Linked DNA regions of Homo sapiens: regions 1 and 3 are each linked to region 2. A link is an interaction called in ENCODE POLR2A ChIA-PET data of the cell type or tissue named here. Cell type or tissue: OCI-LY7. All regions are shown on one strand. Links, peaks and the distances in the headings refer to the core of each region. The heading gives the core; the rest is flanking DNA. Region 1 overlaps METTL8 (methyltransferase 8, tRNA N3-cytidine). Region 2 overlaps METTL8 (methyltransferase 8, tRNA N3-cytidine). Region 3 holds the start of LOC107983995 (a long non-coding RNA gene).

Region 1 (10,179 bases), core at 1,538-9,537, 65 kb before region 2:
GAGAGCTAAGAGAAGGTACATAAAGGGATTGGGTCATTCTGGTGGCAGAAACCTACTTTTTCTACCACAATTTTATTTGGGGCTGGCCCTGCCCTTCTTTTCCCACAAAATTGAACCATGACCAGCAAACCTTAGGCTAACGTGGTAGTAATAATACAAAGCACATATTTGTTAATCATCGTAGTTAATTTAATTGGATAGCTACCTGTACATTGTCACATTCTTCTATCACTTCCTTCGCACTGCAAGGATCTTAATTAGGATCCACCCTGGAAAATATGAAGTAACTTCCATCCAATTAGATTTATGTCAGACAAATACCATTTTTATGTAATCAGTCAAACAATTCATGAGCAGCCTGGTGCTGCCTCTAGAAGCTTGCAATTTAAGTAAGAAGGCATTTATATAATTTTATTATGTATTTATATTATCTCCTATATACAGTTGTTATATATTTATGTAATAAGATAAATAGCAATGCAAGGCTGTGCATAACTGTTATAGATAAGCAAGTGAAATAAAGATGTTTGTGTGGTTAATTAAAGAAACAGCTGCCTAAGTAGGGAAATTGCCACATATTTAGACCCTGGCCACACCATGCTTTCTCCACAGACTAGCAGCCTGCAAGATTCACATTTCTCTGACATTTTCCTGAATTGCCTAATAATCCAATCTGGTTGTATCTTTTTGTCTCTGTCTACAGAGGCTCTTGGTCATTTATAGTGAGAGAAACTCTTACTTTTTTTTTTTCCCTCTTCTATATATAGATGAGTATAGATAAGTATCACGTGATTATTTAAAGGATTGAAATTCCATTTTGATTTGCCTTTCCTGGGTAGGAAACATTTACATCATTTTATACTTTTGAGCATGAATTGCCTCTCTTTCTAGGTGTAATCAATTTCTACTCTTCAGCATACAAAAGATTTTATGAATACTATTCACTGCAGAAAGAGCTCTAAAAATAATTTTGCAGGTAGGGTTTTATAGAACACTGATAGTCTTATGTGGAACATTGGCAGGCAAAAAGAACAAAGGCACATCAGGGTAAAGGTGGTGGTAGGTGGAGCATTTCATTTCATTTGCCTCCACCAAAGAGCTTGCATTTACTGGAGAAGGAAAACAAATAAGAAACAGGAGCATCTGCACTTGCTGTTGAAGGTTTCATTTCTTATCACTGTTAAGTCACATTTGAATGGAACCATTACAGTCTTGTTGGTATGTATAACTATGCCCCCACTTTTTTTTTCCAAAAGGAAAATCTTGAATTTTATGTTTAAAAGTACAAAGAGCTGTTTTTGACATTCTGCAGTTCATTTTGGAATTCACAGTCTTAAACCTATTCATTTTCAGTAGGGTGGTAAAGAGTGCACAGTATATGGCATTTTTACGCCTAATAGCACCTCCAATGATCTGTGATGCATATTACATACACACACCTTTTAGCATCTGTTTCCACCTGACAGCTGACAGCATTAGGCTGAATGTTGTGATGAACAACTGAAATGTCAAGCAGTATTACAATGGTTTCTTATTGGAAAAAGTAAGCACCTTAGAGCTTCTTTTTAATACTTTTCCATAAAGATTTTAAAGTGACATATTTACAAGTACATAATTAAGATGACATACTCTTTAAATGCTTGTTATTCTTCCAGAAATGGAGATGGATTTGGGCTAATCAGCAGATGATTCTCCTCTTGAGCTAGGGTATAAGCATGCTTTTTTTTTTTTTTTTTTGCTTTTTTATAAGACAGAGTCTTGCTCTATGACCCAGGCTGGAATGCAGTGGCATGATCATGGCTCACTACAGCTTCAGCCTCTAGGCTTGGCCTCTCGTGTAGCTGGAACCACAGATGTGCACCATCACCCCTAATTTTTTTTTATTTTTTGAAGAAACGGTCTCACTATGTTGCCCAGGCTGGTCTCTAACTCTTGGACTCAAGTAACTCTCTCACCTTGGCCTCCCAAAATGTTGGGATTATAGGCATGAGCCACTGCAGCTGGCCTTAAGCATGCATTTTTGTTTTGTTTTGTTTGTTTTGAGACAGAGTCTTATTCTGTTGCCCAGGCGGGAGTGCAATGACACAATCTCGGCTCACTGCAATCTCCGCCTCCTGGGTTCAAGCGATTCTCTTGCCTCAGCCTCCAAGTAGCTGGGATTACAGGAATTCACATCACTCCTGGATAATTTTTTTTTTTTTTGTATTTTTAGTAAAGATGGGGTTTTCCTATGTTGGCCAGGCTGGTCTCGAACTCCTGACCTCAAGTGACCCACCTGCCTCGGCCTGCCAAAGTGCTGGGATTACAGGCATGAGCCACCATGCCTGGCAAAGCATGCATTTTGTTCAGGAAAATCTATTTTGCATCCATATTACTGACTATTCTTAAAAATATATGTATACAGGATTGTTAGAATTAATAATTGCTAAGATTCTGTCTTAATATTTATTTATTTGACTGATTTTCATATTATTCAGTTCAGCACGGAGAATGAGAGTTACAGGTTTGTTTTCTTATTCTTCTGCCATACTTGGGATTTTTGTCTAGTGGTCACAAAATATTTCCTAGAAATATATTTTCCTAGAATTACCCCCCAAAAAATAAAATTACTTTAAAAAAAATCTGTCTTTAGTACACAAATTCAGACATGCTTTGATCATGTGCTAAAAATTAAATAAGCAAATAAAATATCGAACAAAGCAAAGTTGGTCAAGGCTATGGCTTCAAAAAAATGCCAGCCAGTGTTGCCCACCCTAAATATTTCTCTCCCATCTCTTGGCCTGAATATACTTCAGGAGAGAAGCTGTTATGCTCATCTTTCATTAAAAAGTTTCTAGTTTTCATGTGCATTCTCAGATTGAAAACCTTTAGAACCAGGTTTTGGGTATTAGATAAACAATACACTGTTTAATCTATGTTGACTAATTAATCATTTGTAACTTTTTAGGTACTGCTTAGGATGAATATGATTTGGAGAAATTCCATTTCTTGTCTAAGGCTAGGAAAGGTGCCACACAGATACCAAAGTGGTTACCACCCAGTGGCCCCTCTGGGATCAAGGATTTTAACTGACCCAGCCAAAGTTTTTGAACACAACATGTGGTGAGTTTTCTTTTTAAATCTGATATTATGTGTGTTTCTTAAATATCACCAGTGGTATTATTTTCATTTAGAATTAAGAAAGGGTTTTTAAAGCTGATGACCTAACTCATGTTGTAGAGGTCCAAAAGCTAGGGTAACCGATCCTGACTTAAGTGTTGCTGATTCTGAATTTCATTGCAAATGGAATTGGAAGAGTGAAACTTTCCATATGCTTTTAGTAGCCTTGGAGTTCTTGCAGGCCCTTCCTACTTACCTCTGATCCTGATTTGCCTGCTGTCACTGGGTGGGGGTGAGGATTCTTTCCTAGGTGGGGCCCTCCTCCTGCTCCACAGTTCCTTCCCTCTTTTTCATACTTGTCATCCAGCAAATGCAGATCAGTACCTGTGTCTTACTGAGCACCAGGGAGATCATATTGGTATGATTCTCGTCTATGCTTTCAGGGAATCCACCCTATTTGGAAAGATAGATATTTACAGAAAAAGCTGATAATTACCCCTACAAGGCAGTAAATTGTGAGGGCTCAATGAGTGTTACAGACTATATGCCATATGAGAACAACTCAGTAATGCAAAAACACTTCTGTTTGGGCATAGTCAGAAAGATTTCTTAAAGTGAGGGAAACTGAGATTACGATTACAGGCACACCTCAGAAATGTTGTAGGTTTGGTTGAGACCACTGCAGTAAAGCAAATATTGCAATAAAGTGAGTCACACAATTTTTTTGGTTTCCCAGTGCATATAAAAGTTATGTTTACACTATACTGTAGTCTCTTAAGTGTACAATAGCATTATGTCTAAGAAAACAGTGTACAAACCTAATTAAAAAGTAATTTCTTGCTAAAAAATGCTAACAGTCATCTGAGCCTTCAGTGAGTCATAATCTTTTTGTTGGCAGAGGGTCTTACCTCAGTGTTGATGGCTGCTGACTGATCAGGGTGGTGGTTGGAGTGGCTGTGGCAGTTTCTTAAAATAAGACAACAATGGAGTTTGCATCATCAACTGACTCTCCCTTTCATGAAAGATTTCTCTGTAGCATGTGATGCTGTTTGATAGCATTTTACCTACAGTAGAACTTTCAAAATCAGTCAGTCCTCACAGATCCTGCCACTGTTTTATCAACTAAGTGTATGTAATATTCTAAATATTTTGTTTAATATTTAGAATTTTGTCTAAATTCTTTGTTGTCTAAATTATGTCTAAATTCTTTGTTGTCTAAATTATGTCTAAATTCTTTGTTGTGATTTCCACAGTGTTCACACTGTCTTCACCCCAAGTAGATTCCATCTCAAGAAACTACTTTCTTTGCTCATCCCTACAAAGGAACTCCTCATCTGTTCAAGTTTTATCATGAGATTGCAGCAATTCAGACTAAATCTTTAGGCCCCACTTTTAATTCTAGTTCTCTTGCTGTTTCCACCATATCTGCCGTTACTTTTTCCACTGAAGTCTTGAACCCCTTATCATCCATTAGAATCAACTTCTTCCAAACTCCTATTGATGTTATTATTTTGACCTCCTCCCATGAATCACAAATGTTCTTAATGGCATGTAGATTGGTGAATCCTTTCCAGAGTGTTTTCAGTTTACTTTGCCCAGATCCACTAGAGGAATTACTATTTATGGCAGCTATAGCTTTACGAAATGTAGTTCTTAAATAAGACTTGAAAGTTGAAATTACTTCTTGATCCAAGGGCTGCAGAATGGATATTGTGTTAGTTGGCATGAAAGCAACATTAATATCCTTGTACATTTCCATCAGAACTCTGGAGTGACAAGGTATATTGTCAGTGAGCAGTAGTATTTTGCAAGGAATTCTTTTTTCTGAGCATTAGGTCTCCACAGTGGGCTTAAAACATTCAGTAAACCATGCTATAAACAGATGTGTTGTCATCCAGGCTTTGTTGTTTCATTTATAGAGTATAGGCAGAGTAGATTCAGTATAATTTTTAAGGGCCCTAGGATTTTGGGAATAGTAAATAAGCACTGGCTTCAACTTAAAGTCACCAACTGCCTTAGCCCTTAACAGGAGAGTCAGCCTGTCCTTTGAAGCTTTGAAGCCAGGCATTGACTTCTCCTTTCTGGCTATGAAAGTCTTAGATGACATCTTCTTCCAATAGAAAGCTGTTTTATTTACATTGAAAGTTTGTTTTTTAGTGTAACCACCTTCATCAGTGATCTTAGCTGGATCTTCTGGATAACTCGATGCTACAGCTTCTCCATCAGCACTTACTGCTTTGCTTTGTACTTTTATGCTATGGAGATGTCTTCTTTCCTTAAACCTCATGAACCAACCTCCACTAGCTTCACTTTTCTTCTGCAGCTACCTCATCTCTGTGAGCCTTCATAGAGTCAAAGAAAGTTAGGGCCTTGCTCTGGATTAGGCTTTGGCTTATGGGAATATTGTGGCTGGTTTTATCTTTTATGCAGACCACTAAACCTTTCTCCATATCAGTAATGCTATTTCACTTTCTTTTCATTCATGTATTCACTGGAGCAGCATTTTTTTTTTTTTTTTTTTTTTTTTTTTTGTGAGACAGGGAGACTCTGTCACCCAAGCTGGAGTGCAGTGGTGTGGTCACGGTTCACTGAACCTTCACCTGGGTCAAGTGATTCTCTGGCCTCAGCCTCCCAAGTAGCTGGGACTATAGGCATTCACTGCCATGCCTGGCTAATTTTTGTATTTTTTGTAGAGATGGGGTTTCACCATGTTGCCCAGGCTGGCCTTGAACTCCTGAGCTCAAGTGATCTTTCCAACTCAGCCTCCCAAAGTGCTGGGATTACAGGTGTGAGCCATAGCACTCAACCTGGAGTAGCATCTTTAATTTCCTTTAAGAACTTTTCCTTTGCATTTCACAAGTTGACTAGTGCTAGAGGCCTAGGTTTTGTCCTATCTCAGCTTGCAAAAGGCCTTCCTCACTAAGCTTAATCTTTTCTAGCTTTTGATTTAAAATGAGATATATATAACTATTCCTTTCATTTGAACACGTAGAGGCCATTGTAGGGTAATCAACTGGCCTCATTTCATTATTGTTTTGTCTCAGGGAGTAGGGGAACCTGAGGAGAGGGAAATAGACAGGGAAAGCCAGGTCAGTGGAGCAGTCAGAACACACATAACATTTATCAATTAAATTAGCTGTTTTATATGGATATGGTTCATGGTACTCTAAAACAATTACAATAGTAACATCAAAGATCACTGATCACAGCTCATAACAGATATAATAATAATGAAATAGTTTGAAATATTGCAAGAATTACCAAAATGTAACAGAGACATGAAATGAGCACATGCTGTTGGAGAAATGGTGCCAATAGACTTGCTCAATGCAGGGTTGCCACAAACCTTCAATTTGTAAAAAATGCAATAGCTGTGAAGTGTGATCAAGCAAAGCATAATTATACAAGATATGCCTGTATTTATATTGCCTGCAGTACATAGCACAATGCCTGACACACAAATATTGTTGAATTAATGCTTTGAATAGGTAAACTGAAATAAGGGCATTCTAGGTGGATAGAAAATCATAAAGCACTGAGATGAGGAAATATAAGGCATTTTCATGAGATAGAGGATAGGATAGTTTGCCTTAAGAAAGGCTTTTCTAGGAGATTGGTGAAAGATAAGGTTGGAATGACATAGGCCAGATGGGGGGTAGGTTTAAGATGTGCATGGTCCTGAATTCATAGCTGAAGTATAAGGCATTATAGAGCCACTGAAGATAAATAAATGACATTATATTTAGTGTATTAAGTGTATATATTTGGTAACACCATGCTAGACTGATCAGCAGGAAGAATTAGAAGCAGAAAAGGGCCAGTGAGCAAGAGATCGTGACAGAAGAATAAACAGAATTTGGTGCTTGTGCAGAGTAAAGAAAAAGGAAGAAGTTGACTCTGAAGTTTTGATCTTAAGTAACTGATAGAAATAGGAAAATCAAGAGGTAAATGTATTTGTTTTATTTTGGAAGAAAGATGGTTAATTTGGTTTTAGACATTTTGAATAATAGGCTTTGTGAGCAGGACATTCAGGTGTAAATGTCCAGCACGCAGACACTGCTGCTGGGAAGAGGGAGAGTGGTCAGAGCTGAAGAAGTCAAGTTGGGCATGATATCTGCAGACAAAATTGTTATCAGACTAGCCTCTGGAACAGCATCTCTGGGGCTAGGAAGGTGATTCATGGGCTTTTTATGTTTTTATTGCAACCGAATCTCAATTTTGAAAGGGAATACATTGATTTTTTAATTAATTAGTTCTACACTATACAATATGGTAGTCACTAGCCACAGGTGGTTATTCAGCACTTGAAATATATTAATAACTGGGCTGAATTGAGATGTACTGTAAAATTTTAAAAACTTAGTACAAAAAATAAGGTAAACAATCTCAATTTTTATATTGAATTATATGTTAAAAGTGAATGAAAATTTGGATATATGCAATTAAATTATATATATATGCACATACATACATATATATATTTAAAAAAAAATTTTTTTTTTAATTTTTTTTAAATAAGACAGAGTCTCGCTCTGTCGCCCTGGCTGGAGTGCAGTGATTCAATCTCAGCTCACTGCAACCTCTGCCTCCCAGGTTCAAGCAATTCTCCTGCCTCAGCCTCCTGAGTATCTGGGATTATAAACATGCACCACTGAAAGGGAAAAAGCTCCTATGTCCCCCTCGCTGGATGTGCGATGGGGGTGTGGCTCACTTCTTCAGTGCCCCGCTGCTCAGACCTCTAGGGGAGCATACAGATGGGCAGGCTGTGGGGCTCCTACCCCATGACAGTGTATAGGGGTGAGTGTTTACAGCTCCTGAAGTCCCAGTGAGCGCGTGTTACAGGGTGCTCTTTTAGTTTAGCCATGCATAGGCAGCTTGTGTTAGCTCAGTTATACCCCTGCCTTATCGTAAAGACAGATTTCTGTATCCCAGGGTTCTTGCCTTGGTGTATGGGAAGAATCGGATCACTTATGAGCTTGGAGAATGAGTGCAAGGTTTTACTGAGTGGAAGTAGCTCTCAGCAGATTGGGGAGTCAGAAGGGAGATGGTTTTCCCCTGGAGTCGGACCGCTAGGTGGACTGGGCTCTCCTCTGGCTGCCCTAGCCAAATGTCGTTCTGCTGGTGGGTGGCCTGCTGGTGTGCTGGTGCCTCCTGATGTGCTTCTCGCCATGTCCAGCCACCTGTGTGTCTGCCTGCTGGGGTCTGGGGGGAGGGGATTGTTTATAGGCATAGGATCGGGGCGTGGCAGGCCAGGGCGGTCTTGGGAAAATACAACATTTGGGCAGGAAATGCCTGTCCTCACCTAGGTTCATGTGGGTGGAGCCCTAGCCAGGGACCACGTCCTCCTCTAAGTAGCGCTTCCCTTCCCCGCTTCTGTATCATTTAAAGGGACCACACTCTTCCCTTCCATATTGCCACCACGCCCAGCTAATTTTTGTATTTTTTGTAGAGACAAGGTTTCGCTGTGTTGGCCAGGCCGGTCTCGCACTCCTGACCTCAGGTGAACTGCCTACCTCGGACTCCCAAAGTACTGGGATTACAGGCGTGAGCCACTGTGCCTGGCCTAAATAAAATATATTTTTAAAATTGGTTTCACCTCTTTATTTTCATTTTTCCTTACCATGGCTACTAGAAATTTTAAAACTACGTATGTAGTTCACATTATACTTTTTTGGACAGCTGCTCCATTAAACCATTTTCACTACCATCACCAATATGGATAGTTATCACAGGCTATGAGATAAAATGGGCCCTTTGCCAGGCAATTAAATCTCCAGAGCAACTTCTGATCTTAGGCAAGCTCCTCATTTATCAATTTTTTTTGTTTTCTTCATTAGACCCTAGTGATTTAGCTATCTATATTCTCTTTTTCCATCTGCTACCACCTGCTCTCTTGCCTGAGATTCTTGCCTACTGATTTAAGTTCTGTTTTGTCATAGACTCAGGAAAGCAAGGATCATCTGGTCCAGCACTCCTCAAACACACGGGCTAGCTTTGGGCTGGCTGCACAAGAATCCTTCTGGGAGTTACTATTTCAGTAGGTCTAGAGGTATGGCCCAGGAATTTCTAACTTGAAAAGGCTCTTTTAGTTATTCTGTTGAGGAGCCAGGTTTGGGAACCCTTGATCCAGTCCAGTGGTTTTTATAATTTTCTTTAGCAACAGAACTATTTTCAAGTGAAGCTTTAACATGGAATCCTAGGATTTAAAAGATAAAAGCAAACCTGACCTGAATGAATTAGGCATAGAGGCCTGGAGCATCAACAGCACCACTTCCTTTTCCCTCTCACCTCTCTTCACTTACTCTAGCAGCCAAGAGGACCCTTAGGGCTCTGTTATTCAGTTTGAAAAACATTGATCTAGTCTAGACAGCCATCCATCTTCATAGCATACCCCCCAAGGGGTTGGCCAGTCTGCACCCGACACCTGTGGTGAACTCTCTACCAACACAGATACATACTGTAAGAGCAGCAATAAAAACTTTCACCCAGGGAAGAGGAAGGTAGTTGATTCACATTATCTTCCCACACACCTTTTTTACATTTTTTTCTTCTTAAGGAGAAGATGTGTAAATTAAACGAAACCTGGTTTGTTCTCCCCATCCTTCAAGTCCAAAATTCTGTTCAGAAGTTTTTGTTTTCTTCCTTATTTTCTCCTTTATATTTAAGAATAGTGTTTCCTCTCTTGCTGAATTTGATTTTTTTTTTTTTTGAGACAGGGTCTTGCCCTGTCACCCAGGCTGAAGTACAATGGCACTATAATGGCTAATTTTTAATTTTGTTTTATTTTATTTTTTTTAGAGAGGGGGGGTCTTGCCATGTTGCCCAGGCTGGTCTTGAACTCCTGGCCTCAAGCAGTCCTCCTGTGTTGGCCTCCCAAAATGCTGGGATTACAGGCATGAGCCACCACACCTAGCCTGAATTTGATTTTTTAAAGATGTTTCTAGAAAAGCATATGCCAGTTTTCTCTCAGAGGTGTTGCTCAGAATTATCTACAGTTCATTTTTCCATTTAGCCTTTGGTTTTAAGGATTATTTACTCTCTATATGACCATATTTTTTTTTAATTTTAAGAAAAAATAAA
Region 2 (10,179 bases), core at 789-8,788:
TCACGCCTATAATCCCAGCACTTTGGGATGCCAAGGCGGGTGGATCACCTGAGGTCAGGAGTTCAAGACCAGCCTGGCCAACATGGTGAAACCCCATCTCTACCAAAAATACAAAATCACCTGGCTGTGGTGGCACACACCTGTAGTCCCAGCTACTTGGGAGGCTGAGACAGGAGAATTGCTTAAAACTGGAAGGCAGAGGCTGCAGTGTGTGGAGATCATGCCACTGCACTCCAGCCTGGGCAAGACAGAGACTCCGTCTCAAAAAAATAAATAAATGATAAAAATACAAAAATTAGCTGGGCGTGGTACTGCATGCCTGTAATCCCAGCTACTCTGGAGGCTGAGGCAGGAGAATCACTGGAACCCAGGAGACGGAGGTTGCAGTGACCCAAGATCACGCCACTGTACTCTAGCCTGGGTGACAGTGAGTAAGACCCTGTCTCAAAAAAAGAAAAAACTAAAACCAAGGCAATGTCTATAGTGTCACTTAGGACTATAGTAGTAGATTCAACCCCAGAAAAGTTCTAGAAAAGTAGCATCTTGGTAGCTTGGAAAATTCAGGCATAAGCAAATGGCAAGCAATTTGGCTAGACCTTGAGTCTGGAGGACCCAGCTTAAATGGGAATAAATTGTAGGTGGCTACAAAAGAAGAGCGAATTGTCCTTCTTGTCACTGAAATGAAAATACAAAATATTACAGAGCCAAGCATAAAGCAGGCAGTCAATACATTTTTTATCTCTTCCTTCTCCTCTCCCTCTATCCAGAGATAAGTGAAGACAGCAGAGTTGGCCCAAGTAGGATGAAGAAAGAAAAGGGGCTTCATACCATTCCTGTCTTGTCCATCTCACCCCCAGCCCACTCCCACCTGCAGTTCTCAGGAATTGGCTCGGGAACTGCACTATGAACCAAGATGAGATGAGCAAGAAAAGTAGCTCCCGTTCCTTGCCTTTATCCTCAACCCCAGACATTAAAGGATAGCTGAGAGGAAAGAATTTGCAGGAGGAGGTGGCTACATTTTAAAGTGTTCGATTGTTTATTTTTCTGCATTTTAGTTTCATACTTGTTTTACTAATAATTACAGAAAGATTTTGCTATGTACGTAAAATATTTATATTGAAAGTGAATATTTTAAGGTTTAGATATGATTTTCTTTCATTCGCAAAGCCTATGATATAAGCACAGTATGAAAATAACCTGTAATAAAATAAACAAAAAATACGTTTCTTTTTTCTTTTATGTCCTTATGTGCTAGTTTTTTTAAAAGGACTTTTCACCTAATCATGCCACCTCCTTTTGTCCTACTTCTTTCTTGTTTTATAGTTGCTTTCATTTTCTCAGTATCTGCTTCCTTCATAACATGACATAATCTGAGTTTTACCTTACTATTCCACTGAACAGTGTTTTAATTGAAAGGAATTTACAGATTATCTGATTCAAACTTTTCATTTTTTTCAAATAAGAAAACCTCAGCAGCTTTAAGTAGCTTAGATAAGGCAGAGACAAGGACTTAGCACACAAGCTGCCATTTACCATTCTCTGCCCATGGCAGACATTGATAATCGATTTTGTACTCGGTAACTCGCAATGAGCTTTATGAGTCCTTCTCAGAGCTCTGTAGGCAGCCGATGCTGTCACTCAGAATTAATATGAGATCTGAAATCTATGCCATCCCTGGCCCATAATCACACATAAAGCCATGAACACTTAGCCAAAAACACTAAATCAAGAGCAGCTATAAGGGATTGTATTTGACTGGAAGCCAAATAAGTAGAATAAACAGTAAAGGAGAAAAGCAAAGGCTCCCTGCTGTTGAACTAGGGCTTGGAATGTGAATAAAATTTAAATAGGCAGACAGTAAGGAGGAGAGAATTCTTTGAGGAAAAACCATGTGAGCAAAGGCAGAGGCTGCTCAGGGCCAAGCATGACAGTTTGGCTAGGGGAGCTGCTTCAGATTGGAAAGCTGTTGGTAAGATTAATTGGGGTCAGTAGTAGGAGATCTTAAGAGCTCAACTAAGAAATTGAAATTTTATCCTATGGATTAAAATCATGAAAGTTTTTGAGCAAGGAGATGATTTGACAAAATTATCATTTTAAGCAGAATTATTCATCGATAACATGCAGGAAGGATTGACAGGGAGAATAATACAGCGTGTTAGGAAGCAGATTTGTTTCCAGGCCTAAGGAGATAGGGGTTGGTACTAAGGGAGTACAAATGGGAAACAAAAAAGACAGGAAATATCAAAGATGTCATTAAAAATAAAAATTAAAGAGGACATAGAATTTTATGGCCACATGGAGAGGACAGTGGAAGAAAAATAATTTCTCTTTCATGAGGTAAATGGTGGTACCTCCGAACTAAATAAAGAAAAGGAGAATGAGCTCGTTTTGGAGGAAAGATATTCCCTCTTTAGATATGTACAACTTGGGATGGCTTTGGCATATTTTTTATCTTGCAAGGAAAATGAAGCACACTCCATTGTTGTCTATCTCAGAACTACCTTAATTTTCTGTAAGTACCAGGAAACATCTGTGGTTTTGAAGTTTAGCTTTGACATCATACGTCAAGCTCTGTGAAGTTACCACTCTGATCATTTGGGTGATTTCTTGATACTCTAGGACTTTTGAATCTAGTCATTTAGCAAGTTGGTTTTGGTTTTTTCTTCTTTACAAAATATTTTTATTTTTGTTACCCTTATGTTTATGGTTTAGATTTCTTTGGCCTTATCAAGCTTTTCTTATTTTGTCTTCAACAAAGTTAAATCCAGCATATAAAACAAGATTTCTACAAACTGGGTATCTTTTTAATACTTTGTTTCCAAAGGATGCAAGGTGTTGTAAACCGACTGTCCAAGTTACTGAAACCTGGGGGAATGCTGTTATTTCGAGACTATGGAAGATATGATAAGACTCAGCTTCGTTTTAAAAAGGGTAATAGTATATTCAGTTTGAGGTTATTTTTAAATGTTCTAAAGAATGCCTTGTTTATATTTCACATCAAAGTATTTAGTTGTTTTTTTTTAAAGGAATACCCTTAAGAGTTTCTCTTTTCACAATTTTTTTCAGGACATTGTTTATCTGAAAATTTTTATGTTCGAGGAGATGGTACCAGAGCATATTTCTTTACAAAAGGTATGCTAATCTACAAAAGGAAATAATTGGTCATAATCGTTCTTGTTAGTTATTATCTCATTGATTATAGCTCAGAAGCTATGAAACTGAGGCTTCAGTCATTGATTAAGCATTAGATGTCTTCATACTTTGATGCTTATTACTGGTCTACATAAAAGGTTGAAAATGGCCGTTTACTGTTTAATCTTTTTCCAGTTAAACTGCTTTAAAGTCTCTTGTTTTACCCTCATACCCAGATGAAGGTGAAGGCTGTTCCATTTTGGAGATATTGTTAGCCTAGATATGAAAAAAATTGATGATAGCCACAGCCAAAGGAGGACATTTGATAAGTTTATAGAAAATTACTTATCTTGGCCTGTCACAGGGGTGCTCACCTGTAATCCCATCACTTTGGGAGATGAAGGTGAGAAGATTGCTTGAAGCCAGGAATTTGAGACCAGCCTAGAAAACAAAATGAGACTCTGTCTCTACAAAACAATTTTTTTTTAATTAGCTGGTCTGGTGGTGCATACCTGTAGTCCTAGCTACTTGGGAGGCTAAGGTGGAAGGATCACTTGAGCTGGGGCAGATGAGGCTACAGTGAGCTATGATTGGACCACTGTGCTCCAGCCTGGGCAGCAGAGTGAATCTTATGTCTAAAAAAACAATACATTTTCAAAATAGAAAGAAGGAAAATTACTTATCTCTAGCTGATTTCTCTTTTTTTTTTTTTTTTTTTTGAGACAGAGTCTCACTCTGTTGCCTAGGCTGGAGTGCAGTGGCACAATCTCAGCTCACTGCCATCTCCACCTCGCCGGTTCAAACGATTCTCCCACCTCAGCCTCCCAAGTAGCTGGGATTACAGCCTCCCAAGTAGCTGAGATTACCTACCTCCACGCCTAGGTAATTTTTGTATTTTTATTAGAGAAGGGGTTTCACCATTTGACCAGGCTGGTCTCAAACTCCTGACCTCAAGTGATTCACCCTGGCCAGGCTGGTCTTGAACTCCTGACCTCAGGTGATTTGCCTGCTTCAGCCTCCAAAAGTGCTGGGATTACAGGCGTGAGCCACCATGCCCAACCAATTTCACATTTTTAAAAATGCATTTCTAACAGTACCAAGTGAATGCTGCATTCAAGGATTTCCCCAAATTTATGTGAGTACTTTTATAATCTGCCGTTTTGGGTTTCTGTAAACCAACAAAAACTCAGAAAGGGAGCACCTTTCAAAATATTGAAAGCTGCAACCAATAGTTTTATATATCTGTTGATGTCTGCCGTGTTAGTCTGTAAACAGGTGTATTTTTATATGCATGGTGTATTTTTGTGAAATAGAAGAAACTCGCTTGGTTTCACAGGTTTCCTTCACCAAATTGTTCTAGAGAGTGTTTCTTGTATAAATGAAATTTAGATGGTCAGTTATTCCATCAGTGTTCTACTCCTGACCTCCCCCATCTCTAGTCACATGTCATATCTTTTATTGCCATTTTTGTCTCACAGGGGAAGTCCACAGTATGTTCTGCAAAGCCAGTTTAGATGAAAAGCAAAATCTGGTTGATCGCCGCTTACAAGTTAATAGGAAAAAACAAGTGAAAATGCACCGAGTGTGGATTCAAGGCAAATTCCAGAAACCATTGCACCAGACTCAGAATAGCTCCAATATGGTATCTACACTCCTTTCACAAGACTGAACTTTGTAACATGTTAAGGTACAAAGCCAGAGGACTGTGCTATTCAAGGACTACTGTAAGTCTATTGTTTCTCAAAAGACAATGAGAAAAAAAGAAGAGAATTTGTATTTCCTGCCGTTTTGTCATAGGTGAGCTCCTTTGTGCATTTTAAGCACATGTAAGTGGTTCAGCACAGTATGCCTTTTTCTGTGCTTTGAAAACTTGATATGCTCAAGCTTGTTTGAATTTATTACATCTAACCATTTTGCTTGTTCCTTGATTTTTATAAGCATTCAATTAAGTTAGTATTATGTCAAGTAATTTTGAGAAAATGTAACTTGACATTTTTTGCAAGTAAAAAAAATTGTTTATTTGTTTAGGCTTAGTAAACCAGTTCCCAAACACAGTCAGACTCTTCCCATTGTCATCTGATTGCAGAGAGAAAGCACACCTTATTTCCAGGGAAAGCTACAACAAGCCCAAGGTCAAAGTGTATTATTTTTTGTCTTGTTGTTGTCTATTTTCTCCCAATTTTTTTTTGAAATTCAGAGGCTCATATCTGAAATAGAATTTTAGTTCCTCTTTCCTTTCCTAAAATTGGGGAAGTACAGCCCATGCTGACATTATTTTCAGGCTATTCTTAGATATACAAGTTGTTAGGCCAGGTGCAATGGCTCGCACCTGTAATCCCAGCACTTTGGGGGGCTGAGGCAGGCAGATCGGTTGAGCTCAGGAGTTCAAGACCAGCCTGGACAACATGGCAAAACCCTGTCTCTCCCAAGAATACAAAAATTAGCCAGGCATGGTGGCACACACCTGTGGTCCCAGCTACTCAGGAGACTGAGGTGGGAGGATCGCTTGAGCCTCGGAGGCGGAGGTTGCAGTGAGCTGAGATTGTACCACTGCGCTCCAAACTGGGTGACATGGTGAGACCTTGTCTCCAAAAAAAAAAAAAAAAAAAAAAAAGGTATGTAAGCTGACAAGCTCTTGTATCAAGGGCTTTTGAACCAGAGCAACTTCATCTTGAATAGGGACTGTGTAAAATGAAGCTGAGACCTACTAGGCTGCAATCCCAGGAGGTTAAGACATTCTTAGTCACAGGATGAGATAGGAAGTCAGTACAAGATACAGGTCATACAGACCTTGCTGATAAAACAGGTTGCAGTGAAGAAGCCGGCCAAATGCCACCAAAACCAAGATGGCAATGAGAGTGTCCTCTGGCTGTCCTCACTGCTACACTCCCACCAGTGCCATGATAGTTTACAAATGCCATGGCAACATCAGGAAGTTACCCATATGGTCTACAAAGGGGAGGCCTGAATAATCCACCCCTTGTGTAGCATATAATCAAGAAATAACCTTAAAAATGGGCAACCAGTAGCCCTTGGGGCTGCTCTGCCTATGGAGTAGCCATTCTTTATGTTTTACTTTTTTTTTTTTTTTTTTTTTGAGATGGAGTCTTGCTCTGGCACCCAGGCTGGAGTGCAGTGGCGTGATCTCAGCTCACTGCCAGCTCCACCTCCCGGGTTCACGCCATTCTCTTGCTTCAGCCTCCTGAGTAGCTGGGACTACAAGCACCCACCACCATGCCCAGCTAATTTTTTTTTTTTTTGTATTTTTAGTAGAGACGGGGTTTCACCATGTTAGCCAGGATGGTCTCAATCTCCTGACCTTGTGATCCGCCCGCCTCGGCCTCCCAAAGTGCTGGGATTACAGGTGTGAGCCACCGCGCCCAGCCTATTCTTTACTTAAACTTGTTTTCACTTTGCTGTATGGACTCAATTCTTTCTTGCACAAGATCCAAGAATCCTCTCTTGGCGTCTGGATCCAGACCCTTTCTGGTATCAGTGGTAAGCTCTGTTTAAGACAACTGTCATACCCAAGAGAATTCTTAAATTGTGGCAGTTAAAAATGTATTTATCCCCTCGAGGGCCGGGCGCAGTCGCTCAAGCCCGTAATCCCAGCACTTTGGGAGGCCGAGGAGGCGGATCATGAGGTCAGGAGTTCAAGACCAGCCTGACCAACACTGTGAAACCCTGTCTCTACTAAAAATACAAAAAAAATTAGCCAGGCGTGGTGGTGGGCACCTGTAATCCCAGCTACTCGGGAGGCTGAGGCAGGAGAATCACTTGAACCCGGGAGGCAGAGGTTGCAGTGAGCCGAGATGACACCACTGCCCTCCAGCCTGGGTGACAGTTGTTAGACTGCGTATCAAAAAAAAAAAAAAAAATTTATTTACTCCCTTGCTTCAAAAAGGACATAAGTTGGCTTGCAAATCACATTTTGTAGAAATGAAGTTTTTAAGATTAGTCTCATACTCATTACATAATATTTATTGACTACTTACATATTGAGTGCTAAATTCAGTGGAATAATATGAACAATAAAGACCCAGCCTTGTTTATGCTCTTCAGGGAGCATAAATAGAGTACAGCTGGCAAAACAAAATGTGCATATCCCAAACCTGTAAATCATGATCTAAGACAATATACAAACACTCAAATAGGGAACTTACCAGCTAGCAGACTTTGATTATGAACCACAGAACCTAGAATAAATAAATACTCTCTTGAAAGAACCATCATTGGAATAATTAAGTTCCAACTGTTTTTTCTTTCTGAATTCACTTAAAATCCAATTTCTAGAAGAATATCATTGGTCCAGCTTTAGTCATTGGTTCATCTCTTAACAGGCTGGGGCAGGGCAGCTTAATTGATGATGCCACCAGAATGGGCAACATGGGAAAAACCCTATCTCTACCAAAAATACAAAAATTAGCCAGTGATGGTGGCACGCACCTGTTGTCCCAGCTACTCAGGAGGCTGAGCTGGGAGGATCTTTTGAGCCTGGGAGGCAGAGGTTGCAGTGAGCTGAGATCGCACCACTGCACTCCAACCTGGAGTGGAAGGAAATTTCACTTCCTGGAATGGAAGAAAGTTCTTCAAAGGAAAATCAAGACACTGCTGTCAAAAAACACCAGGGGAGGGATGCTGTCCAGTCACAGCCAACACATCATATAGCAGTGGTAGCAGTAGTAATAGTATTTCCAGAGAGAGAGAGAGAGATTAGCTCTGAAAAAGAATGGAGAAGAATCAGGTTTCTTGGGGGAGGTAGGTCTCAGGCTAGTTCTTGAATGTACATTCTCAGCAGATGGTGAGAAGACAAGTGTGGTGTGGGACATTAATGATGAGGGATAGGTAGAAAAGATGGGAAGGGGGTCAGCTTGTAGATAACCTAGACTAGCAGGTGTATGACTTCTAGTCTCTGAACTGGAGCCATCTGAGATCAGTTTGAGATATGGTGTCTTATAAATGTATTGAGAGAGGTTGAGGAGTTGTCTATAGAATGGAATGGAGTGAGGTCAGAGATCAGTGGCAAGGAAGACCACATAAAGGTTTTTGCACAAACTTGCCTTGATGGCAAGTCCTCAAAAGTACAATTATCAAGCTTTCTGTTTAAACATGCATAAGTCAGTAAATATAAACATTAAAATTTGCCCAAGACTCTTAACTCAGTTGTATTTCATAATTAAAGTGTACATTAAAAAGCCAAACTAGTCATGAAAGTATTACATACAGCAAGGGCAGTTTAGATAAGTTAATGTTGCTATGGGAACCCCAGCAGATCTCCTTGTGTCTCCGTTTAAAAATCATGGCCCAAGGTGGTTTCAAAAACAACAGAAGGTAAAATTATTCTCACATTCTCACACATGTAAATTGTACTGTCTCTCTCAGTTCTAAATAGCGGATTCAAGCCAGCCTCTTGACTGGCACAGTAAAATTCGGCTTCGTGTCTTTCTATAATGTATTACAGCATGTGAGTTAACCTTTAGAAGCTTCAAAAATACATCAACCAAATTTGGACTGTGAGACACAAACTGGTCTCTTTTGGGCTCTGTCCAGCATAGCCTTCCTATTCCACATGGCTGCGCAGCAGGGCCATTTCCACCAGTGTCTTCTGCTTGCCTGGTCAGTCTTTCTGTCTCTTAACCTACCTACAACAACTTCCTTCTCGGGGTTTGCTGCTAGATAGAAATGTAGATTTTGGCACAGAAAGAAAAGGGAAAGACCTATTTGGAATTTTGTCTATAGATGTTAAGAAATCATGAAGCGTTGCAAATGTAACTGCTTGGGTATTAGTTTAAAATATTTGATAACTGCATGAAATTCTAATTTACCCCTCACATCCATAAAGCTAGGACCAGTTGGTTAGGCAGAGTTTGATATTTAAAAATTCATCTTCTGAGAGAGCTGAATTTCAAAAGGACCATTTTCTTTCCAGGAGTAAAAGGTATATTCTTTCATCTTCTTACAGTACAGAAACAATGGAATATATTGTTTAAATGCACCCTTCATTTTTTTCTCCATTTCTAAAAATTCACTTTTGAGCATCGTCCAAATGTAAAAATTCTCACACATGAGGAACTGTTTCCGAAGGTTGTGAGAAAGTCAAGATAACAGTTTCTATTATTAAAAGTTTTGCATTCGGTATGACACATTTGCCTGTATTGAAACACCCATTTAACATTGACTTCTGAGAACTTATTTGCTTTGCCTCTCTCGATTCCATATGCTTTGTCTACAAATTGTGAACACGTCCCGGTTTCTACCCGTGTGTGATTCTAAGTCGTTGCTGTACTCTAGCTTGTACGTGAAAATTCACCCATATGCAGATAGCTGCCCTCTTGGAGGCAAAACTTAAAGCTATCAGAACCATCTGGATTGTTAAACCCCAAAACTTCCAACTCATCAAAGTCCTGAAGCCTGAATAGATCACACATTGTTACTTCTAATTGGTTTTGATGTTTGTTATGCTCCTCACAAGTGCAGATAACTTCACATTTGCATCACTAATCGACCTCTTTCAAAGCCTCTGCTCCTCCTGCTTCCTGCCTCTGTTAGTCATCAGGAGACTTAGTGTTGGCGTGGGTATTTTCCCCGCTTGTGAAAGTGCATTGTCAATTCTAGAGCATTAAATATATGTGAGGTATTGTTATTAATCTACAAGGCAGTACACACAGTATTCCAGCAACAGTGACTTTTTCAAAGGTTTTATGAGACATTGTAAGAAAGACAGTATCTTTCCATGGAAAAAAGTGTTGCCTCAGAGTCAAACAGGAAGCATGGGTCCTAGTTCCTATTGAACTGCTTAGCTACTCTTAATTTAGCTCTGAATGCTAGATTTTGTGTATACTATACACATTATTTAATCCTCAAACTCCTAGGAATTCATTTTGATGATAACCATTTACAGAAGAGATGTTGGGTAACTTGCTCAGGATACCACATCTAGTAAGTAGCAGAGTCACAACTCGGACCCAGAACTCTCTGATTCCAAAACCTCTACTTGCTGCTCTTGTAATGGATGGGCCCAAATGCTGCTGGGAAAGGCACCAGGGA
Region 3 (10,179 bases), core at 927-8,926, 60 kb after region 2:
GCTACTATGGAGTCAAGATAAGTCATTCCCACTGTACCCTGTCTGGGGTCCTGACACATGAAGATTGGAAGTGGTTTGTCACATAGCAATAGTAACTGAAACACTGGGAGAGGGACGTCTTTAAGAGGAGAAATTAAGTTCCCAATGAGATTTTAAAGATGTACTAATGAAACAATCAAGTAGAGATATCAAGTAGTTAGTTGGACATGTGAGCGTAAGCAGACTTCTTGGCTGGAGATATACTAATGGCAAACAGCATATGGATGTCATTTAATTTCCCAGGCCTGGGTGAGATCACCTACAGCAGGAGGTGGACAGAGAAGAGGAGCTGGTTCAAGACCTCATTCTGAGGAAGCCCAGTATTTAGAGGTAGGGAAGAGAAGGAAGAGCCAGAAAAGGGAATTGAGACAGAGTGCCCAGGGAGGCAAGAAAAAAAAAACACCCAAGAGAATGGTTTGTCACAAAAGCTGAGAGAGAACATTATTTCCAGAACAAAGAGAGCGGTCAACTTTGTGGGAAACTATTGAGAGTCAAAAAAGATAAGAGAAAAATGGTCATTAGATTTGGCAACAAAGAGATCACTTGAGACCTTGAAAAGAACAATTTCAGTGGGAGTGGATGGGGCAGACACATAATGGGGGTTTTGATCTCTCAGGGAAAGAAGAGCAGTCTATTATTTCAGAAAAAGTTGGATCAGCCATGCCATATGCAGCTAGCTTAAGTGCTACTGAAACGACACAATTTACCTGCTTAGACAAACAGCATAATGTAGCAAACAGCATAAATTTTTAGCATTAGACAGAACTGGGTTGAAATTCTACAGACAAATTACTTAAACTCATTATGGTTCAGTTTGTTTATCTGTAAACTGCAGAGGAAAAAACCACTTTTCTTCTATTCTCCTAGGTTCTACAGTTAGGAACCTAGAAATTGAACTGACAAAAGACAGGTTAACAAGAGAAAAACAGAGCTTATGAATGTGTGCAATGCACATGCATTTGGGAGAAACTCAGTGATGAGTGTAACTTGCAGGAGTAGTTGTTATGTAGCATCGTAACAAAGATGCTACATAAAAACTACTCAGTGATGAGTAGTTTGCAGGAGTAGTTGTTATGTAGCATCGTAACGAAGAATGGTGTATTTGTAGAGATGTGGCAAAACGAAGGAAAAGGGGTTTAAGCTTTTGGAGTGACAAATTGTGGGGAGGTAAATATGTGGAGAGAAACTAATGGAAAATAGGAGTTATTTTATTAGGGTTTACTATGTAGGTACCTTTTGGTGCTATCTCTGGGCTAGAGTTATCTCCTCGTCTCTAGTGATTATGAGTCTAAGAGTTTCCTCTTCCTGGTATGCGAGAGAGAGAGAGAGAGAGAGAGACGCCTTTGCAAATGTATTTTTTTTTATTAAAAAAATTGTTAATTGCAGAGATGGGTGTCTCGCTATATTGCCCAGACTGGTCTCAAACTCCTGGCCTCAAGTGAGTCTTCTGCTTCGGCCTCCCAAAATGCTGGGATTACAGGTGTGAGCCGCCAAACCTGGCACAAATGGAAATTTACGTCCTACTTTTAGGCAAGTAGGGAGGAGGGCAGAGATACTTCTTGGCATGTGCTGCTTCTCAACTGTTTTCAGCTCAAAATAATCCTTATGCAAAAGTTCATATTTTGGGGTGGCATATTCTAATCACCCCCCCAAAATAAGAATAATACTTTTTCATAGGGTTGTTGTAAGCATAACATGAGAGAACATTTTAGCATAGCAGTAAGCATATGTAAGTTGCTTAAGCTCATTCATTTAAAACATACTTATTAAGTGCCTACTGTGTACCAGGCCCTGTGCTGAGTGCCTGGCATACAAGGATGAAGTCTCAGTTCATGATCTGCAGAAATGTATAGACTAGTGAGGAGACAGACCTGCAAACAGTTGCATTACAGTAAGATTATTGCTTCAGTAGGATTGTGACAAAGGAGAAGAAAACCTGAATGAGTCTGAGGGGATCAAGAAAGGCTTCACAGAAGAAGCAGTATTTTATCTGTGACTTGAAGACACGGGGTGGATTTGCCAGGTGGACAAGCTGGGGAGGGTGTTCCAAGTAGAGAGAACATTGTATACAAAGCTTCAGGAATGGGACTGAGCATAGCATGCTCTGGAACCAGATAGCTGAGTGCTACTGGAGTAAAACTTGTGTGGAACAGGTGGAGGTGTGGTGGTAGGAAAATAGTGAGGGATGGGGCCAGACAGGTAAAAAGAAATCAGAGGATGGAGAGTCTCATTTGCCACGAAGAGGAGTTTAGATGTTATCTGAAGGGATCAGGAGCCACTGAAGTACTTGGTAATAAGGAAGTGAAAAAAACGTTCTTTTTGTTGTTTTTTAGAAATGAGGTCTCAGTCCGTCACCCAGACTGGAGGGCAGTAGTGCGATCATGGCTCAATGCAGCCTTGACCTCTTGGGTTCAAGGGGTCCTCTAGCCTCAGCCTCCCAAGTAGCTGGGATTACAGGCAGGAGCTGTGACCCTGACGACAAAATCATTCTTATGCGTGGAAGGTGAACTGAGAGTTTGCTTAGCTTTGTAAAATGCCCTAATCTTTGCACTTAAAAAATGGTGCCTCTGACCAATGCTCAGCAGTATATGTGCTATGATTTGTCTTTTCAATTGTTCCTCTGAACTATTCTTATTCTCTTGTAGGGAGATATTTGCAGACCAATTGAACAGAATAGAGAATCCAGAAAGAGACCATCTAGAGGAAAGACTAACTTAGCTTGCCATTCTTTCTTTAGAGAATGATACCGATGTCATGTAAAGCAATGATCAAAGAGTACATATCCAGCCTGGGCAACATAGTAAGACCGTGTCTCTACAAAAAATAAAAAATTAGCCGGGAGTGGTGACATGCACCTGTAGTCCTAACTACTCGAGAGGCTGAGGTGGAAGGATTGCTTGAGCCCAGGAGATTGAGGTGGCAGTGAGCTATAATCGCACCACTGCACTCCACTCTGTCTCAAAAAAGAAAAAAAAAAGGACATAGCAAAAACAAAAAAATATATATATGGAAAAAAGTATTAAAGACAGGTGATTAATCGTGATATGATGATATTATCTAGATTTTATCGTATTTGATACTTTATGATATTTTATGACAATTTTGATATTTATAGTCTTAGAAATTTGGTTTGATGTGCTTTCTCATTCTAATTCATTCTTTTTGTTTTTTTAAGAGATGAGGTCTTGCTGTGTTGTCCAGACTGGAAAACAGTGGCTATTCACAGGTGTGATCATAGCACACTACAGTCTCAAACTCCTGGGTTCAAGTGATCCTCCTGCCTTAACCTCCAGAGTAGCTGGGCCTATAGGCATGTGCCACTGTGCCCAGCTATTTAATTTTTTTTTTTTTTTTTTTGAGACGGACTCTCGCTCTGTTGCCCAGGCTGGAGTGTAGTGGCGCGATCTTGGCTCACTGCAAGCTCCGCCTCCCGGGTTCACGCCATTTTCCTGCCTCAGCCTCCTGAGTAGCTGGGACCACGGACGCCCACCACTACGCCTGGCTAATTGTTTGTATTTTTAGTAGAGACGGGGTTTCACTGTGTTAGCCAGGATGGTCTCGATCTCCTGATCTCGTGATCCGCCCGCCTCGGCCTCCTAAAGTGCTGGGATTACAGGCGTGAGCCATGGCGCCCGGTCTCCAGCTATTTAATTTTATTCTTGCACCTACTTTTGTGTCATAATTTTGCATTTTTTTCTTAAAGAAGTACATGCTTTTTCTTAAAGAAGTTTCTAAAAACTGAATATTCATTAGGTCCCACAAAATCTGGGTAAGTGTCTGAGTACTGCACTATCCTTTATTGATTTCTCTAAACCTGCCTGCAATTTTGTAAATAGTCATTTTATTAAACTCTTCTCAGTTTGCCCATGTCCTCTGTTTCTAGGACCATGACATTCAACAATGTTCATGTTGGTCATAATCTTTGTTCATCACTTATACAATAGATTCTCTTGTATGTATAAAGACATTCACAATAATAAAAAGGATATGTGATATATACATATATACATACATGTATACACATACCACCTGTGTGTGTGTGTGTGTGTGTGTGTGTGTGTGTGTGTAATGTCTATGCCAGTGCCATGTATAGATACTTAAGTAATTGTTAACAATACTTCCTGGAGAGAAACAAGGGAATAGGGGACAGAGATTAGATGAGGAATTATTTCATCATATTCCTCTTTCTTTCTTTTTTTTTTTTAATTTTTAATTTTTGTAGAGATGGAGGTCTTGTTATGCTGCCCAGGCTGGTCTCAAACTCCTGGGGTCAAGTGATCCTCCTGCCTCAGCCTCCCAAATTGTTGGGATTACAGACATAAGCCACTGTGCCCGGCCTGTATTGCCCTTTCTTGCCTAAACTTTTTCATGTTTATATATTTGTTTCTCAAATTAAATTTTGATTTCATTTTTGTTCAAACAGATTCACTAGGTACTTTTTGAGGGGGAGGAGTCAAAACTTAAGAGTTAGGTTTCATTCAAGATTAATCAGTATGGTTTATTTTCATGTTCTCATGACAGTGTTCCCATAGTTGGAGGACTTCTGGAACTGGTGAGCAGTCCATCAGGTAATGGGCATAAAAGTAGCACTTTTCACTTTATTCAGATCTTACCTTTGTTTGAAAATATTCTCTGAAGTGCTTCCTATGAGGACAGATTACATTATTAGAGGACTATGTTGATTTTTATTCACTTTGGGGGCACTCTCCAGAGTTCCACAGGAATTTCCAGACATGACATGAAATGCCCACATTTATTTCACAGATCTCCCCGGCCATATAGCTGAGCCTCAGTGTTGCACCATCAGGAAACAAGAACATGCGCGCTGGGAACCTGGAAATAGAAAATAGATCCCAGCCCCATCCAGCTGACTGAGACCAATGCCTGATTCCCCAGCAGGGCAACCTGCCAGAAGTAGAGTCTGTAGTCCTCAGTAACTCTCCTGCAGGGGTTCCCCTCACACACTCCACTTGTGCAGAAGACTAGAAAGATGGCCAGAAACATAAAAAACACATCACGCTGCAGAGCGGTCTGCCTCTTGGCCTGCTGGGATGGCAGCCCTGGCGCCAGGGAGGCAGCTGAGGTATGGAAAGTTATATTAGGAAGAGAGGAAAGGGAAATATAGCCCCACAAACCCAGAAAAGAAAGAATGGAGAAATGGGGCCTCCAAAGTTGAATTCCTGGCCGGGCATGGTAGCTCATGTCTGTAATCCCAGCACTTTGGCAGGCTGAGGCAGGCAGATCACCTGAGGTCGGCAGTTCGAGCCCAGCCTGACCAACATTGAGAAACCTCGTCTCTACTAAAAAAAAAAAATTAGCCGGGCATGGTGGTGCATGCCTGTAATCTCAGCTACTCGGGAGGCTGAGGCAGGAGAATCACTTGAACCCAGGAGGTAGAGGTTGTGGTGAGCTGAGATCGTGCCATTGCACTCCAGCCTGGGCAACAAGAGTGAAACTCCATCTCAAAAAAACAAAAACAAAAACAAAGTTGAATTCCTGGCATGGAGAAACCCCATCTCTACTAAAAATACAAAATTTAGCTGGGTGTGGTGGTAGGTGCCTGTAACCCTAGCTACTCAGGAGACTGAGACATGAGAATCGCTTGGAACCCGAGAGGTGGAGGCTGCAGTGAGCTGAGATCACACCACTGCACTCCAACCTGAGGGACAGAGCGAGATTCTGACTCAAAAAAAAAAAAAAAAAAAAAAGTTGAATTCCAACCAGGTGCAGTGGCTCACGCCTGTAATCCCAGCATTTTGGGAGGCCGAGGTGGGCAGATCACGAGGTCAGGAGATCGAGACCATGCTGGCTAACACAATGAAACCCCATCTCTACCAAAAATACAAAAAATTAGCCAGGCGCGGTGGCAGGTGCCTGTAGTCCCAGCTACTCAGGAGGCTGAGGCAGGAGAATGGCGTGAACCCGGGAGGTGGAGCTTGGAGTGAGCCGAGATCGCGCCACTGCACTCCAGCCTGGGTGAAAGTGCGAGACTCTGTCTCAAAGAAAAAAAAAAAAAAAGTTGAATTCCTTGGCTCTTACAGGCATGTGCCTGCAATGTATCTGCTTCAGTCACCCAGTGCCTCAGGAAAGCAAATGATTTCTGGAATATGGTAGCTGACGATACTTTCCTTTGGATGATTCAGTTTCTTCACTACACAAATGATTCCATCGTAGCCAGGAAAGCATGCAACCTTGTGACTTCCCTCCCCACCAACCAAAATACTTCCCCTTCTCCCTATGCCTCAAATTCTTTCAATAAGACAAAGCTTTTTATTCCACAATTAAGGACAAGGAGCCCCACTCTAGGAGCTGGAACATATTGGCTTAAATACACAGGAAGGTTGTTATGGGCTTCCCTTGGGAAAATCTCCCGTATGGGGCCTGAAGACCCTCTGACACTTCATTGTAAAAATTCTTTCTTCTTTTGGGAAGCAGATGGAGTTAACAGGCTGTAACATTTGTCTATTGTTCTTAAGCAAGGCACATACTAATCTCTTTGTCCTCTCTCAGAAGATAGGCTTTATATCTGCGTCAAGAGACAAGACCATCTACAAATACATTACTTTGTTTAGAATTTATGCTCACTCTTTGTTTCTATGAAATGAAACAAAGCATCCTGCCCCATAGTGACTCAAGTAGGTCAAGAGAATTGTGATTGAAAAACCCCAAGGGTCTTTAATTTCTTCCTGGAAGAAAGAAAAAAGCTCAACTCTGTGGCCCCCACCTCCTTTCCATCACCTTGGATGGCTTGCAAAGAACTTGTCTGTAGAAGAACAGGCCTTTATCTGCTCTCTAACTCCACAGAAGAACTACTAGTTCCTAGGCCAGAACCATGTTGATGACTAAAAGAATCTCAGCTTCAAAGAGTCATAAGGCCAGAGTGTGGTAAAGTCTAACACTGATTTGTTTTGGAGATGGAGTTTTGCTCTCCTTTCCCAGGCTGGAGTGCAGTGGCACAATCTCAGCTCACTGCAGCCTCCGCCTCCTGGGTTCAAGTGATTCTCCTGCCTCAGACTCCCGAGTAGCTGGGATTACAGGCACATGCCACCAAGCCTGGCTAATTTTTGTGCTTTTAGTAGAGACGGGGTTTTACCATGTTGCCCAGGCTGGTCTCGAACTCCTGACCTCAGGTGATCCGCCCGCCTTGGACTCCCAAAGTGCTAGGATTACAGGCGTGAGCCACCGTGCCTGGCCCCTAGCACTGATTTTTAAAAATAACTAATATTTATGTTTCTACAGCTTTATTGGGGTATAACTGACTTACAATAAATAACATATAGTTGAAATGTACAACTCGATAGGTTTTGACATACATATATGTAAACCAAAAAGTATCTGAGACAGGTCTCAATCAGTTTAGAGGTTTATTTTGCTGAGGTTGAATACACACCCAGGAAAAAGAGACACAAGCCACAGCAGGATCTGTGGCCCTTATTTTTTCTGCAGAGAATTTTGGGGGCTTCAATTTTAAAGGGGAAAAGTAGGCAGGAGGGGAAAGGGGAAAGAAAAAAAAGAGGAAGGGCATGGTCACATTCTTGTGAAGTCACATGTGCATGAAAAGGAAGGGGTAGGGGAAAAATCAATTATGTATTTGACTCACACTCAGTAAATCTGCTCTTTTACATAAGGTGAAGTAAACATAGAGTAGAAAAGCAGTCAAACATGCATTCAGCTCAGGATGGAAGGGGATTTCGAATCTCCTCTTTCCCCTCACTCCTCCACCCCCAAGTCCATGAAGATAAGCTGTTCATTTACATTGTCAAGGTGAGGGAGGCCCCCTGTGGCCTTCTATCTGTAGCTATCAGTTTAGGAACAAAGATAAAGGCAGTTTTGGGGTTTTTTTTCATGACTCAGCTTCCAAGCTTAACTTTTCCCTTTTGGCATCGTGAATTTGGGGTTCCATGATTTTATCTTCCTTTCACATATGCAACTATGAAACCATAACCACAATTAATATAGTGAAAATACCTCAAAAAGTTTCTTTGCTTTTGTAACACTTTCTTCCTGTTCTTTCACATCTCCTCATCCACCAGGAAACCACTAATCTGCTTTCTGTCACTATACGTTAGTTTGCGTTTCCTAGCATGTTATATAAATGAACTCATACAGTGCATACTCTTTTTCTGGTCTGGCCTCTTTTGCTCAGCATTAATTATTTGCGGATTCATCCATGTTGTTGAATGTATCAATTGTTCATTTCTTTTTATTGCTGGGTAGTATCCCATCAGCTGGATATACCGGTTTGTTTCACCTGTACATGGACATTTGGGTTGTTTCCAGTTTGGGGCTATTACCAATGAAGATTCTATGAACATTTATGCATAATTCTATATAGATGCATGTTTTTTCTCTTATACCTAAGAGTGAATGGCTGGATAAAATGGTAGGTTTATGTTTAACTTTCTAAGAAACTGACAAACTGTTTTCCAGAGTGGTTGTACTGTTTTATACTTTCCCCAGCAAGGTATAAGAGTTCAAGTTCCTCTACCTCCTCACCAACACCTGGTATGGTCAGTCTTTTTAATTTTAGCCATTCAGTAGTTATGGTTTTAATTTGCATTTTCCTAATGACTAATGATGCTGAGCATCTTCTTATATGCTTCATATGCTTATTTGTCACCCATGTTTGTTTGATTCTTTTGCTTATTTTTTTAATTGTGTTGTTTTCTTATTATTGAGCCTTTTGTTCTTTTTTTTTTCTTCTTTTTTTTTGAGATGGAGTCTTGCACTGTTGCCCAAGCTGGAATGCAGTGGCGCAATCTCCACTCACTGCAACCTCCACCTCCCGGGTTCAAGCGATTCTCCTGCCTCAGTCTCCAAAGTAGCTGGGATTACAGGCACCTGCCACCACACCCGGCTGATTTTTTGTATTTTTAGTAGAGATGGGGTTTCACTATGTTGGCCAGGGTGGTCTTGAACTCCTGACCTCGTGATCCTCCTGTTTCGGCCTCCCAAAGTGCTGGTATTACAGGTGTGAGCCACCGCACCAGTCCTTTTTCCTTTTTCTTTTGGAGATGGAGTCTCACTCTATTGCCAGGCTGGAGTGCAGTGGCACCATCTCAGCTCACTGCAACCTCTACGTCCTGGGTACAAGCAATTCTCATGCCTCAGCCTCCCGAGTAGCTGAGATTTCAGGCACATGCCATCATGGCCAGCTAATTTTTGTATTTTTAGTAGAGATGATTCTTCTGCTCCAGCCTCCCAAGTAACTGGGACTACAGGCACCCACCACCACACCCGGCTCATTTTTGTATTTTTAGTAGAGATGGGGTTTCACCATGTTGGACAGGCTGGTCTTGAACTGATGACCTCAAGTGATCCGCCTGTCTCAGCCTCCCAAAGTGTTAGATTACAGGCGTGAGCCACGGCGCCAGGCCACAGAATTTTATAATTACATAACTCCACTTTTCCCTCCCAGCACTTAGGCTACTGTTTTCTTTATGCATATGTTGTAATCCCCACAACACATTGTTATTATTTTTGTTTAAACAGTCAATATATTTTAAAGATATTCAAATTATAAGAGAAAAAGTCTTACGTATTTGTCCATGTAGTTATCATTTTTGTTGCTCTGAATTTTCTGTATAATCATATTTCCATCAGGTGTTATTTTCCTTCTGCCTGAAGGATTTCCTTTAACATTTCTTATATTGCAGATCTGTTAGTGATAAATTATTCCGGCTTTGGTATGTCTGAAAAAGTATTTATTCCACCTTCATCTTTAAAAAATATTTTTGCTGGGTATAAATTTCTAGGTAACAGTTTGTTTTTTCCTTCAGTAGCTTAAAGATGTTGCTCCACTGTCTTATCACCTGTATCATTGTTTCCTATGAGGAGTCTTCTGTCATCCTTATCTTTGGTCTTCTGTATATAATGTGTCTTTTCTTCTCTGGCTACTTTTAGTATTATCTCTTCATCACTAATTTTGAGCAGTTTGATTCTGATGTGCCTTAGTGTACTCATTTTCTTCATATTTTTGTGCTTAGGATTTATTGACTTTCTTGGACCTGTAGGTTTTTAGTTTTCATCAAAACCAGAAAATTTTCAGCTATTATTCCTTTGAATAGCTTTTCTGTCCCTCCCGCTACTTTAGGGACAACAATTACATATAAATCAAACTGCTTAAAGTTTTCCTACAGC

What was found. Peaks named below come from ENCODE experiments on the same cell type or tissue, not always from the same donor. Only the 100,000 strongest peaks of a DNase experiment are listed, where the experiment ranks them.
Region 1: POLR2A ChIA-PET joins it to region 2 with 19 read pairs; 5 of 35 experiments call an interaction of 5 or more read pairs at or near these places.
Region 3: POLR2A ChIA-PET joins it to region 2 with 12 read pairs; 6 of 35 experiments call an interaction of 5 or more read pairs at or near these places.

The regions. Positions count from the first base shown.
Region 1 is chr2:171,384,966-171,395,144 of GRCh38, reverse strand. METTL8 (methyltransferase 8, tRNA N3-cytidine) reads left to right here. Exons shown (of 10, transcript NM_001321154.2): 2 at 2,948-3,102. The coding sequence starts at 2,960. Among named protein-coding and RNA genes, the nearest start is that of METTL8, 44 kb to the left of the region's middle. RefSeq lists enhancers at 7,612-8,196, 8,197-8,781. In OCI-LY7, for the core only: no CTCF peak of the experiment used is centred there; DNase peaks (open chromatin) are centred at 5,164, 5,684, 6,924 and 9,474; H3K4me3 peaks cover 1,626 bases; H3K27ac peaks cover 3,772 bases.
Region 2 is chr2:171,318,794-171,328,972 of GRCh38, reverse strand. It overlaps METTL8 (methyltransferase 8, tRNA N3-cytidine), which reads left to right. Exons shown (of 10, transcript NM_001321154.2): 8 at 2,825-2,931; 9 at 3,067-3,132; 10 at 4,611-10,179. The coding sequence ends at 4,801. Among named protein-coding and RNA genes, the nearest start is that of METTL8, 110 kb to the left of the region's middle. RefSeq lists enhancers at 1,619-2,143, 2,638-2,687, 4,519-4,618, 8,806-8,855, 9,001-9,823 and a silencer at 4,700-4,994. In OCI-LY7, for the core only: no CTCF peak of the experiment used is centred there; DNase peaks (open chromatin) are centred at 2,557, 4,632, 4,912 and 5,422; H3K4me3 peaks cover 3,629 bases; H3K27ac peaks cover 7,654 bases.
Region 3 is chr2:171,258,463-171,268,641 of GRCh38, reverse strand. LOC107983995 (a long non-coding RNA gene) reads left to right here and starts at 3,722. Exons shown (of 3, transcript XR_923576.2): 1 at 3,722-3,808; 2 at 4,561-4,607. LOC105373737 (a long non-coding RNA gene) reads left to right here. Exons shown (of 3, transcript XR_923573.3): 3 at 1-3,016. In OCI-LY7, for the core only: CTCF peaks have their summits at 7,619 and 7,831; a DNase peak (open chromatin) is centred at 2,321; H3K4me3 peaks cover 323 bases; H3K27ac peaks cover 486 bases.